Linked DNA regions of Mus musculus: region 1 is linked to region 2. A link is a contact called in ENCODE Hi-C or POLR2A ChIA-PET data. All regions are on one chromosome and are shown on one strand. The core of a region is the stretch at or near the end of the contact, and the rest is flanking DNA. Distances in the headings are between cores, read along the strand shown.

Region 1 (5,546 bases), core at 2,476-4,975, 37 kb after region 2:
ATAACAACAATTATGTCCTCGTCAGGGTCTGGACAGAACTGGAAAGGGACACTTGTTCCCCGGACCAAACCATCTTCATCCACATAGCAGAACTGGTAGCACTCCACATCCTTGGGAAGGTAATAAGCTTTGAATTGGATTTCCTGCTGTGTGGCTGAATCCTTGTTTTGGTCTTTTGGCAAGGGAGCCCACATGAAGGTATAATACTCCTGAGTGGTCTTCCACCCTACTTTAAAGATGCCGATCCAGTCCTTGGGTCGAGGGATGAACTTTTCAGTGAGGGTATATCTCACGTGATATCTCCTTTAGGAACATAGAACTTCTCCACATTGTTAAACAGGACCTGAGAGAAGTTGCCATGTTCCAGCAAGGTAGGTATGGGGCACTGGTCCATGGTGGAGTTCGGGCACAGCAGCCAGCAGCAGCAAAACAGCAGCAGGGCATGCAAAGGCGGATGGGCAAGTTTAAGGACTGAAGAGAGGCTGTCTCTTCTTATCCTTAAACTGTATCAATACTTAAAATGTGTGAGTCCTGTCACTCTGAAGTGGAGCGCCCCGATGATGTTTGGGGTACTCTCTCCTCCTTCTTTCCGGTTGGCCACAGTTGGTAAAAAGGACTCTCACTGTTGCCTATTGCTGCTTCTCCTTTGAGCGATGTGGTCCTTGGGATGAGCCTAAGGGAACCCACCAGAGATGATCACTCAGACAGTTTATAGGCAAATCAAAGTCTTTATTCCAGCCAGCTGGACCTGTTCTTGGTATTAGGGTAAGGGTTTTAAAGACAAAGACCATACATCTTGATACCTCACTTGGCAGCTGCAAGTCTGAGGTTTGCACAAGCAGGCAGTTTAACAGAAGCTAAGATAAGTTAGGTAGGGCATATGGACCTTGGGATGGTGTACTGGCTAGTTTTGTGTGTCAACTTGACACAAACTGGAGTTGTCACAGAAAAAGGAGCCTCCCTTGAGGAAATGCCTTCATGAGATCCAGCTCTAAGGCATTTTCTCAATTAGTGATCAAGCCGGGTAGGGCCTATTGTGGGTGGTGCCATCCTTGGGCTGGTAGTCCTGGGTTCTATAAGAAAGCAAAGCGAGCAAGCCAGGGGAAGCAAGCCAATAAGTAACATCCCTCCATGGTCTCTGCATCAGCTCCTGCTTCCTGACCTGCTTGAGTTCCAAGTCCTTGACTTCCTTTGGTGATGAACAGCAATGTGGAAGTATAAGCTAAATAAATCCTTTTCTTCCCAACTTGCTTCTTAGTCATGATGTTTGTGCAGGAATAGAAACCCTGACTAAGACAGATGGGTATAGAATGGAGTTGGGTAATTTTCCACAGGATTCTTCATCAAGCAGATCAAATCCTAGTTAAACCAAAGTGGCCTCAGCAAGAGTACAAGATGGAGGAGCCTCTTCTTGTCCTGTCACAAGCCTTCCTAGCACTTCAGGTGTAACTTAAATGTAAGAGTTAACTGAACATGGTAAATAATATGTGGTCATCAGTGATGCTTTCTCTGAAAGACCTTGGCATAAAAGAGGGAAAAATAAGACTTACTTAGTAGACGTTTCCAATTGCCCAGTAAACTATTTTCTTTAATTACAGTGCCCACTCCTAAAAATACACCCAAACTAGATGTTCTAGCAACTATTTTAAAGTAAATAAATAAGTTGCTTTTCAGGATCTGATGGCACACAGTCATTCAGCTACTAAGGTAAGTAATAATAATTATAAAAAACATCTTGCTTTGGTTTGTAATCATTGGCCTACACTTTAGACACAACACTTACAGCTGCCTCCTCCTCCTCCTCCTCTTGAGACATTGTTTCTGTGTGTAGTCCTGGCCATCCTGGAACTAGCTCTGTAGACGAGGCTGGCCTCGAACTCAGAGTTCTGCCTACCTCTGCTTCCCCAGGGCTGGGATTAAAGGTGTATACCACAACTGCCTAGCATAAGAGATTTTTAAAAACAAAATACATTTAAAGAAGACAAATTGGAAAATTAATCACAATAGAATGCATGGTCATTTATACTTCTGGTGTCATTCCAAGGCCATTCATAGCTGTTACACTCGCTGATTTACTGGATGAAAAGTCTGGGGTTATCATAAATAAAAAGTATTGTGGCATGATTTTTCCTTAGGGAAATATGCAAAAATAACTTGAATCTCTTCTCATTCTAAAAGTCACTGGTCCCAAACTCTATTTTCACATTCAAAGATATAACCTGGGCTGGTGAGATGGTTCAACAGGTAAGAGCACTGACTGCTCTTCCAAAGGTCCTATGTTCAAATCCCAGAAACCACATGGTGGCTCACAACCACACGAAATGAGATCTGATATCCTTTTCTGGTGTGTATAATAATAAATAAATCTTTGTGCTGGCGCAAGCAGAGGTCCTAAATTCAATTTCCAACAACCACATGAAGGTTCACAACCATCTGTACAGCTACAGTGTATTCATATACATAAAATAAATCTTTAAAAATAAATAAACCTAGATTCTTTAAAAAATAAATTAAAGTCGGGCGTGGTGTCGCATGCCTTTAATCCCAGCACTCAGGAGGCAGAGGCAGGCGGATTTCTGAGTTTGAGGCCAGCCTGGTCTACAAAGTGAGTTCCAGGACAGTCAGGGCTACACAGAGAAGCCCTGTCAAAACAAACAAACAAAGAAACAAACAAAAAACACCAAAAAAATTAATTAAAAAAAAAAAACCAAAGATATAACCAATGCAGTATGCTAACTGTTCATAATAGTATTTTCTTCATGCCGTTTGGGTTCACTTAACAGAGAACGAAAGAGCAAAGCATACTGAGACGAAGTGAATGTTGGGGAAACACTGGGAATACCTAATCAAGGCCTGAATGAGCCTTATCATTGTTGTCTATCGGTTTTCAGCAGCAGCTTTGAATGTGTACTTTCCTGGGTAAGAGTGATTTACTGATATGCCATTCTTCATTGGCATCACAAATACTTAAAAGTTCTGGGAAGCCAAGTCTCTTTTTTAATTTAAGGGGTAAGTGCAAATGACACCATCCTTAGCCTCTTGTGAACTACTCTGACACAAGGATCTTACAAGCATTCCTGAAAGGCTCCAAGGGCATCAACGACATTTTTTTTTTCTTTTGGTTTTTTGAGACAGGGTTTCTCTGTATAGCCCTGGTTGTCCTGGAACTCACTTTGTAGACCAGGCAGGACTCGAACTCAGAAATCCGCCTGCCTCTGCCTCGGGAGTGGTGGGATTAAAGGCGTGAGCCACCACGCCGGGCAACGCCATTTCTTAAGATTACAGGAGCTAAACATGTCCGGATCCTTGCCTGACCCAGTGCATTTCCCAACAGAAGTTTAGTAGGCAACAAGGTGTAGCCGAGGCTGAGGCAGGATTGCGAGTTTGAAGCTAGTTTGAGCTGCACAGCAATACCTTGTCAAAAAACCAACCACCCAGCTTTTAGACTCTAAGAAAATTTAGGGTCTGATCAGTCGCCCCATAGCGACCAGATGTCCTCCGTACATACTCCACTGGCACTCCCAACCCCACCCTCGCGACTCCAAAGCAGCCCAGCACTGCGACTTCCTGGTGAAGGCGGTCCCCAAATAGGAAAGCCAGGGCCCCAGGCAGCCACTCCCAAGAAGCAGCGAAGCGGGCCAGGGGTTACGCTCGGCGCTCGATTGCTAGAGCCTGGCGACGATAGCACTTGCAACGGCTCTGCGCTCGAGAGGTCGAGCCTGGCCCGTTGCGGCTGCGGCGGCGGCGGCGGCTGTGGCGGCGGCGGGGGCGGGCGCGGGAGCGAGTCCGCGGCCGGGAGCGGGAATGTCGAGGAGTTCGAAGGCAGTGCTGGGCCTCTCGGTGCTGCTGACGGCGGCCACGGTGGCCGGCGTGCATCTGAAGCAGCGGCAGGACCGGCAGGTCGGTGTCACGTGACCGCGTCTTCCGGGGCGCCGAGCCCGCAGCTGTCCCTGCGCGCGTGGCGGGCCGGGCGGGCTGCAAGGGCGCGTTCAGGACGCCGACTTCTCTCCCCCAGCCACGAGGCGGGAGACTGGGGCGGAAGCCTCGGGGCAGGGGTGTAGTCCAGAGTTAGAGAGTTGCTAGGGTGAGCTCGAGGCCCTGGGGGCAGCACAGCCCACAAAGCCTTACCCAGGAATTGTTAAATCCGGAGATAAAGCAGCTCACACCCAGCACACCCCCCAGTGCCTTTGGCTAAAGAAACTTGAGATTTTTGCAACTTGCATTAACAAAACATTTTGCTACTGGACTTAGGTTCTGGAAAGGATAAAAGGTAGCGAGCGCCCTTCACGTTTTCTTTTAATGGCTTTCTTTCGGAGAATAACTGGCTTATTAATCAGCGACTAACCGACTCTTCCTCATTCCAGTTTGCAACGCTGGCTAGTGCGCTGAGCACACTGAGAACACATAGTTAATTATAACCTCTCGAGATTGTTCTTTTTATAATGGTGCCACACTGTGCTGGCCAGTACTTGGTATTTGCCCTTTCAAGCAATACCTTTACAGTTATTTGGTTTGAATCGGATTTGCCATGGGCAGAAGTTACTGAAAGCCTCAAGAGTCACCAGACCATCGACCTTTGTATTCACAAACTAGGAATTGCAATGAAACTAGGCTTGCAAATTCAGAACCATTTTGAGGAGCAGGGTCGATGTGCAGTGATGGAGAAGCACACAAGGAATTAAAGATTTGGGATTAAAATATGGTTCCCCAGGGATATCTTCTGGAGTAGAAGCAAGAAACTTCCTTCTTGGGAGGAAAAGGAAAAGATGGTGGTTCTAATTAAACTTGGAAGACAGGGTGTCTGTGTCCTCCTGATGTGTTTTGGAGACAGCGTTTGCTATCAGTTTTGTTTCAAACTCTGTTCCCCTGAGAAGTTTTTACAGTATGAGCAGACCAATTAAATCAGATCTCTGGAGCATGGAGACTCAGCTGTGTTCCAAAAGGCACGCCAAAGGCTTTAATGAAACGGTTGAGAATCACAGTTAGAGAATGGAAGTGTGCAAAGATCTAGTTATTTCTTGGAAGTTAGTGACCAAGACATACTGACCAAAATAAGCTGTCCAGTAGCTATTCATTAGCGACTTACTGTAACATCGAGGAAGGTAGATGTCTTGAAAACTTCAAGGTGGCAGTAAAGGAAATAATGGCTTGTTTTCTGTCTACCCACACCAGACACAGTGTTTTTCACTTTACAGACATTGTCTTTAACTCTCAAAGGAACTTAGTAGACATCAATTACAGATGGTTCCTAACTTAAAGATGGTTAACTTGGTTTTATGTATGTGTTTGGGTGTTTTTTTTTTAAAGATTTATTTATTTATTATATGTAAGTACACTGTAGCTGTCTTCAGACACTCCAGAAGAGGGTGTCAGATCTTGTTACAGATGGTTGTGAGCCACCATGTGGTTGCTGGGATTTGAACTCAGGACCTTCGGAAGAGCAGTTAGTGCTTTTAACCACTGAGCCATCTCTCCAGCCCCGGTTAACTTGGTTTTTAGGAAAGCAGTATCGTTTGTATTTAGTGAAACTTTCTTTGAATATTGAA
Region 2 (5,446 bases), core at 1,488-3,987:
ATTTATCTTGGAAGTGACTAGTCTATTGACTCCCTTAATCCGGAGTTCCAATCCTTGTGCCTGCCTGAGGCAGAAAAGTGATCTTCCAAAATGTGGCTTTCTCTCCTTATCAAGCTAAGGCTAGAAGAGGGGCAACCGAACTAACTACCTTCCCTCTAAAAACAACTTTACAATTGTCTTTCTAGCCTGGTGATAAATATGCAAGTGGGGCACTTTGTAGAATTTCCCAAAGGACAAGAGCTATCCGCTTCAGGAAAACTTTTTCCCTCCCACTTAACCCCACCCAGTCCAGAAGCTTTCCAAGCTTCACAGTAAACTTCAGCACCCTCTGTGAATTAACCCTCCCCTATCTCTCCCCCTACCCCCCACCCCACCCAGCTCGCAGCAACGAGTCTTTCCGGTGGTGCTGTAGCCTCAAATTCTAATTCAGAACCAAATGCGCCCCAGCCCACTCCGAAGTCCAGCCCCGGGGGGAAAGAAAAGACCCACTCCGAAGCCCAGCCCCGGGGGAAAGAAAAGACCCACTCCGAAGCCCAGCCCGGGGGGGGGGGGGGGGTGGGGTGGAGAAAAGGAACCGCCGCTTTCTTTACCAACTAACTACCGGCTGGGTTCACCCTTCCCTCCCTGCATGGGTCTGGGGGCATGGGTAGCCGATACCCTGGGGCGCCCTAGAATTATGGCCTACTATAAACAAGGTGACGCTATAACGGGCCAGGCTAGGACCTGGGGCTTATGCATAAAACATGTCGCCTCCCTTCCCCCTCTAGCTGGCTGTGAGTCAGCGGGGCAGGATTCCTTAATCCTGGGGGTAGCGGATACCTTTGAACAGGTGGTCATGGAAGTTCCACCCAACATAGTGCTGATGGCCATCCAGATAAAGTGTTGCCTACAAGTCTATAGCTTTTGAGGGGCACAGACATTCCAATCAACTAGAGTAGGAACGCTTAAAAAAAAAATCCGCAGGTGAGCCCTTTTATCTTTTACCCACTAATTTAACTCTTGAAGATTTGAGAGAAAAGGCAAATCTAAACTGCTCTGCACAACAAGTTTCCAGTCTAACAGGCTCCACCAGGGCGCTGGGAATAGCGGTGACTGCGAGGTCCACCGTGTCCTAAGACACAGGAGGGAAACAAAACGCAGGAGCTCAATGTGCCAGGGACTATGTCAGAGGCCATTACGTCTAAGATCCTGGGTAGCACTTCTTTACCGGAGATCTCGGGCTGTCTAGGTAATTGTCTGGCTTTGGACACAGGGTGGGCGGCTGAAGCGGGGTATCTGTGCTTTATCTTCAATGGTTCCCAAAGCCACGGGCGGCGTCAGACAGGGCCATCACCCTGGGTCTAGATCCGCTTAAGATGCTGGCGGCCCGGGCACTGTGGCGCAGGGGACAGGTCACTAGGAGCCTGGCTGCGGCTCAGGGGCAGGTGCAGGAGTGGCGGGCTAGTCCGCGGCGCCTGGGCTCCGGTGCGCGGGCGGGCGCGGCAGGGAGGGGCGCCGGGGCTCCCGAGCCGGACGCCAGGGCGTGGTGCAGGTGGCGGCGGGGGCAGAGTCGACACCCTACCTTGATTTTTGACCTGGCAACCGGGCGCTGCATCGCTGCCAGATGTCCATCGGTGCCTTGGGCGTCGTGAAGCTCTGGAGTTTCAGGCTCCGGCGCGCGCGGGGACGAGCTGCTTTCGGCCCCTCCGGGCTCCCCGGCGCTGCTGCTGCAGCCGCTGCTACTGCCGCCGTCGCTGCGGCAGTCTTCGGGCGGGTCGCGGAGCAGACAGCCCAGGCTCACTGCGGAGGGAGGGGGCCGCACCCCGACACTCAACCACACGCGGCGTCACGCCCGGGCGCCCACGGCAGTTTGACCTGCGGGCGGTGCCGCCGCCCCGCCCCGGACCTGGGCACCTCGCCAAGTGGGCGACGTCCCGAGGGTAGACGAGTCTACCCTAGCCATCCGCCCCTCGAACTAACTTAGGGTGTCGGGAGACGGGTTCTCAGGCCAACCCACGAAGCACCAGGGTCCAAGCGCCGCGGAGAAACCCGCGCGCCAAGTTTCCTCTCGCGCCCGTGGAGGCGGGTGTGCCCTCGTCTTGCCTCGCTCCCGAGGGGTTAGCGGACCTTCACGAGCGGTTTAGAGGACGTAGGGGGCAAGGGAACCCCGAGTGCCTTCCACCCACTTCCAGGCCACTTTGGCCCGCGCTGCAACCAACGGTCCTGCCGCCAGGCAATTTAGCCCTGTCTAGGGAGAGAGCACCGGGGGTCCCAGGTTTCCCAGCCTAGATCCTGGCTCCCCTCTCCCAACACCGCTGTGACCCCGACCGAGACGGAGTAGGGGTGGGAACCGCAGCCCTGATCCCGAGCAGGAGGGCCGCAGTCACCCTGCCCCCACCCGGGAGCCCCGCGCCCAGGCCCGGCCCCCGCGCTCCTCACCTGGGATGTAAGTGTCTGCCCTTTTGTCATCCGGGAGCTCATCCCAGCTGCGGACAGAGACTCCCGGGCTCCTCCTCTTCACCAAAAAGACTTTGGGCATGGTGGGATCCTCTCTTCCGACTGCGGCCCCCTCCTCCCGCTGCTCCCCGCTAGTGGCGGCGGTGGCGCCTGGGTCCCCCCGCTCCTGGAGTCCGGAGCCCACCTTCCCGCCTAGCCTGCCCTCTTCCTGCACCCCCCGCCGCGTTGCTCGGTACTCTCCCCCTCACTCCAGGTTACTCGCAGCCTCCGGGCTCGGCGACACCTATGCCTTAAATCGCGCGTGAGACCACGCCGGGGAAAAAGTTTCATAAGGTGGAATAGAAAAGGCACCAGGAAACTTGGGAGTGAGCATGCGCCCTGCAACATAACGGTGTCAACAAGCTCGCTACCTGTCCGACCGGTTCCGGCGGCCGGGGCTGCCTGATCCAGCCCTTCCTTAGGCATGAATGTTTGCAAAAGAATTTAACGTCTGATTCTTCCCCCCTCCTCTTTTTAAAAAAGGAAGAACATTTTTCAAATCAACCCTCTGCTTCATACCCCTATCACATGCACTTTATAGGATAAAGTCTTTAAAACAAGCCACAGGTTCTCTGCCCCATGCAGCCCGACTGGGAGCTGGGGTCTCCCACGAGTTGGCCCCCACCTCCGAAGTTGATTTGTCTCCATCAAGCAAGCCAGATATTAACTGTGAACCTTGTGGGGCTGTTCTAGGCTTTCTGGAATCTCGGTGGTCGGATGGGGGGAGGGTCCGCAGTATCCTTGTCAGGTAAAGGGAGGGGGGGTTGAGAACTTAAGGCTTCCTTCATCTAGAACACCCCTCAATAAAGCCTAAAAACACCACATCTTTGGAGCACGTCACTTTACTGATCTGTGCCACTCAATCTAAGAAAATAGGGCTTGTTCTACCAAAGCAGCTTTCACCCCGAAACCTTACAGTCTAGGAGTCCCTTGACTCAAGACAAAAGCTAATTGCATCTCATGTGAACGCAGATTTAAAGCGAATGTCTTGTCTTTTACCTTTCCCGTTATTGCCTCCCCTAACAACTGGACCCTTAAATTCGGAGGCAGGAAAATACTCATCCAGGAAGCCCGGGATTGAAAATTGATACAACCTCTCCCCTCCTCCGCCTGCGAAGACCGCAGAAGAGCTTTGAGCTTTTTGTTTTTATTTGTTTCCTATTTACCTTTATTCCTGGAGGGAAGTGTGTGTGTGTGGGGGGGGGGGGATCTGATAAAAGATACTAAGTCTCAAGGGGCGGCCTGCTCGCTTTGGGTACGCTGATGCCCCTATACCACAGCTTTGTTGCTCAACAACCCGCCCAGCTATCGTTGTAGGAACCCGGCTTCGCTGGGTGAGCAGGCGAGTGCTCACTGCTGGAGGTTGTCTGGGCGCGTCTGGCCAGGGGTGCTCAGGTGTCTGCGGTTCAGAGAAGCGCCAGTCTCACCTGCCTATAACAGGACTAGAGGCGCTCCTGGCCACAGCGACCCGGGGAATCCACACAGAGGCTGTCCCTGCCTTCTTCCGCCTTGGAATGGCCTTTAGGGATACAGCAGCCTGGTAACGGATTTCTGGGCTTGGCTGGCGTATTTTCAGGGCACACAGAGAGGGGGCGCAGCTCTGGCGAGGTTGTGGAAGGGAGAAGGCGCACGCACCATGATTATCGATCCGCCCTCAAGGATTGACCCCATCCCATCGGGGAATCAACTCTGAATTATGGGTTTCCTCCAAGACAAGTCGTCTAAGATCGTAAAGGACTTTGATCCTGGTGAACTGGAGGAGGAAGAGATGTCTATAGCGGCACAAGACAGGAGAAATGAGGCTTCTTGGCTATGGAGTCGATGGCGCAGCTTCTGGGCAACTCTGCAGATGTATTTTTATCTGCCAGCAAACGGGAGACTTGCTAGAAAGAAGGAGCGTGGTGAATGAAAGAGTAAAAATAAAACCACGAAGCCACAGAATTATCCTCCATCTTTTAAGAATCTCCAAAACTTCATTCAAGATTCCTTATTTTATTCCAGAACAAGTCAATTCTATTGATAAAGCCTGCCTATCTGCTTCCCTCCCTCCCTCCCTCCCTTTTTCCGGATTTTAAATCACTGAACACCTGGGCCATGATTGTTATTTTTAAAGATCACATAGACTTGTGCTCTACACGCTTAGAAACCTCAAAAGGCTCTGCAAACTTCAGGACCCGGAGAATGAAGAATAATATAATTGCTTTTATTTTATGATTGGGGGAGGTACACATCTATGATATTTTCTAGATGTTTATTTTTTACTGGAAATATTTTTCCATTGTGCCCCGATTGTGGTTCCTTCCGAGACTCCTGCCAGATCCTCAAAGTATTTTTAGGGGAAAAGAATCCTAATCTGTCTTTATTCTTTTATTTTTAAAATTCAGTCTTGATAGGTTTATCAATATCATTAGCACACAAAGGACAGGCCTTTGCCTTCCCTGTAGCCTCAAAAGGAGTATGCAAACAAACCTAATTAAAGCAAAACAAAACAAAGCAAAAACCTCAGGCTTGAAGTTGCAAGAGGTGAGAAACAGAATATGGCCCACTCCTGAGGGTCTTGTGTGGGATCCTTAGAATAGGTATCCAGCTCTGTTGACTGCTTCCAGGCATGGGATGCTCACTATCTCGAACAGCTATGCAGTTTCTGGTTAGACATATCTCCTTCGACTGTGTTTCCATCTCAGCTCTCGTTCTGTCCTGAGGGTGACTATTCCTGAGTTCCTCCCCAGCCTCTTCTTCCCTTAGTTCAAAATCAGGGTAGCAGATTTACACATTCTTAGTTAAGGTTTCTTCTCTCCAGAAAATACTGTCAGGTTGGAAATAGACAGGCACAGACCTGCTTATACATAAAAATTCACACAGCCATAGAAAATAGGATAATGTTGGAGGAATAGTCCAATTCTTAACAGACAAGTCAGAAATATGCTCGTACTCTGTGTGTGTCTTGTGTCTGTCTCTCTCTGTCTCTGTC

What was found. Hi-C counts contacts between places; a loop is a spot of excess contacts on that map. ChIA-PET counts read pairs that join two places held with the same protein, here RNA polymerase II (POLR2A).
Region 1: a loop to region 2 is called in a map of left cerebral cortex, with 2.9 times the contacts of the local background. The contact joins the promoter of Pet117 here to the promoter of Ovol2 in region 2. A Hi-C loop is called at or near these places in 2 of 37 maps with a recorded cell type or tissue (both left cerebral cortex). POLR2A ChIA-PET finds 5 or more read pairs at or near these places in 1 of 5 experiments (embryonic stem cell).

The regions. Positions count from the first base shown.
Region 1 is chr2:144,365,258-144,370,803 of GRCm38, forward strand. Pet117 (PET117 homolog) reads left to right here and starts at 3,726. Exons shown (of 2, transcript NM_001164813.1): 1 at 3,726-3,900. The coding sequence starts at 3,805. It overlaps Kat14 (lysine acetyltransferase 14), which reads left to right and starts at 3,778. Exons shown (of 11, transcript NM_181417.3): 1 at 3,778-3,900. It also overlaps the pseudogene Gm11701.
Region 2 is chr2:144,329,343-144,334,788 of GRCm38, forward strand. Ovol2 (ovo like zinc finger 2) reads right to left here and starts at 2,738. Exons shown (of 4, transcript NM_026924.3): 1 at 2,419-2,738; 2 at 1,562-1,779. The coding sequence starts at 2,518.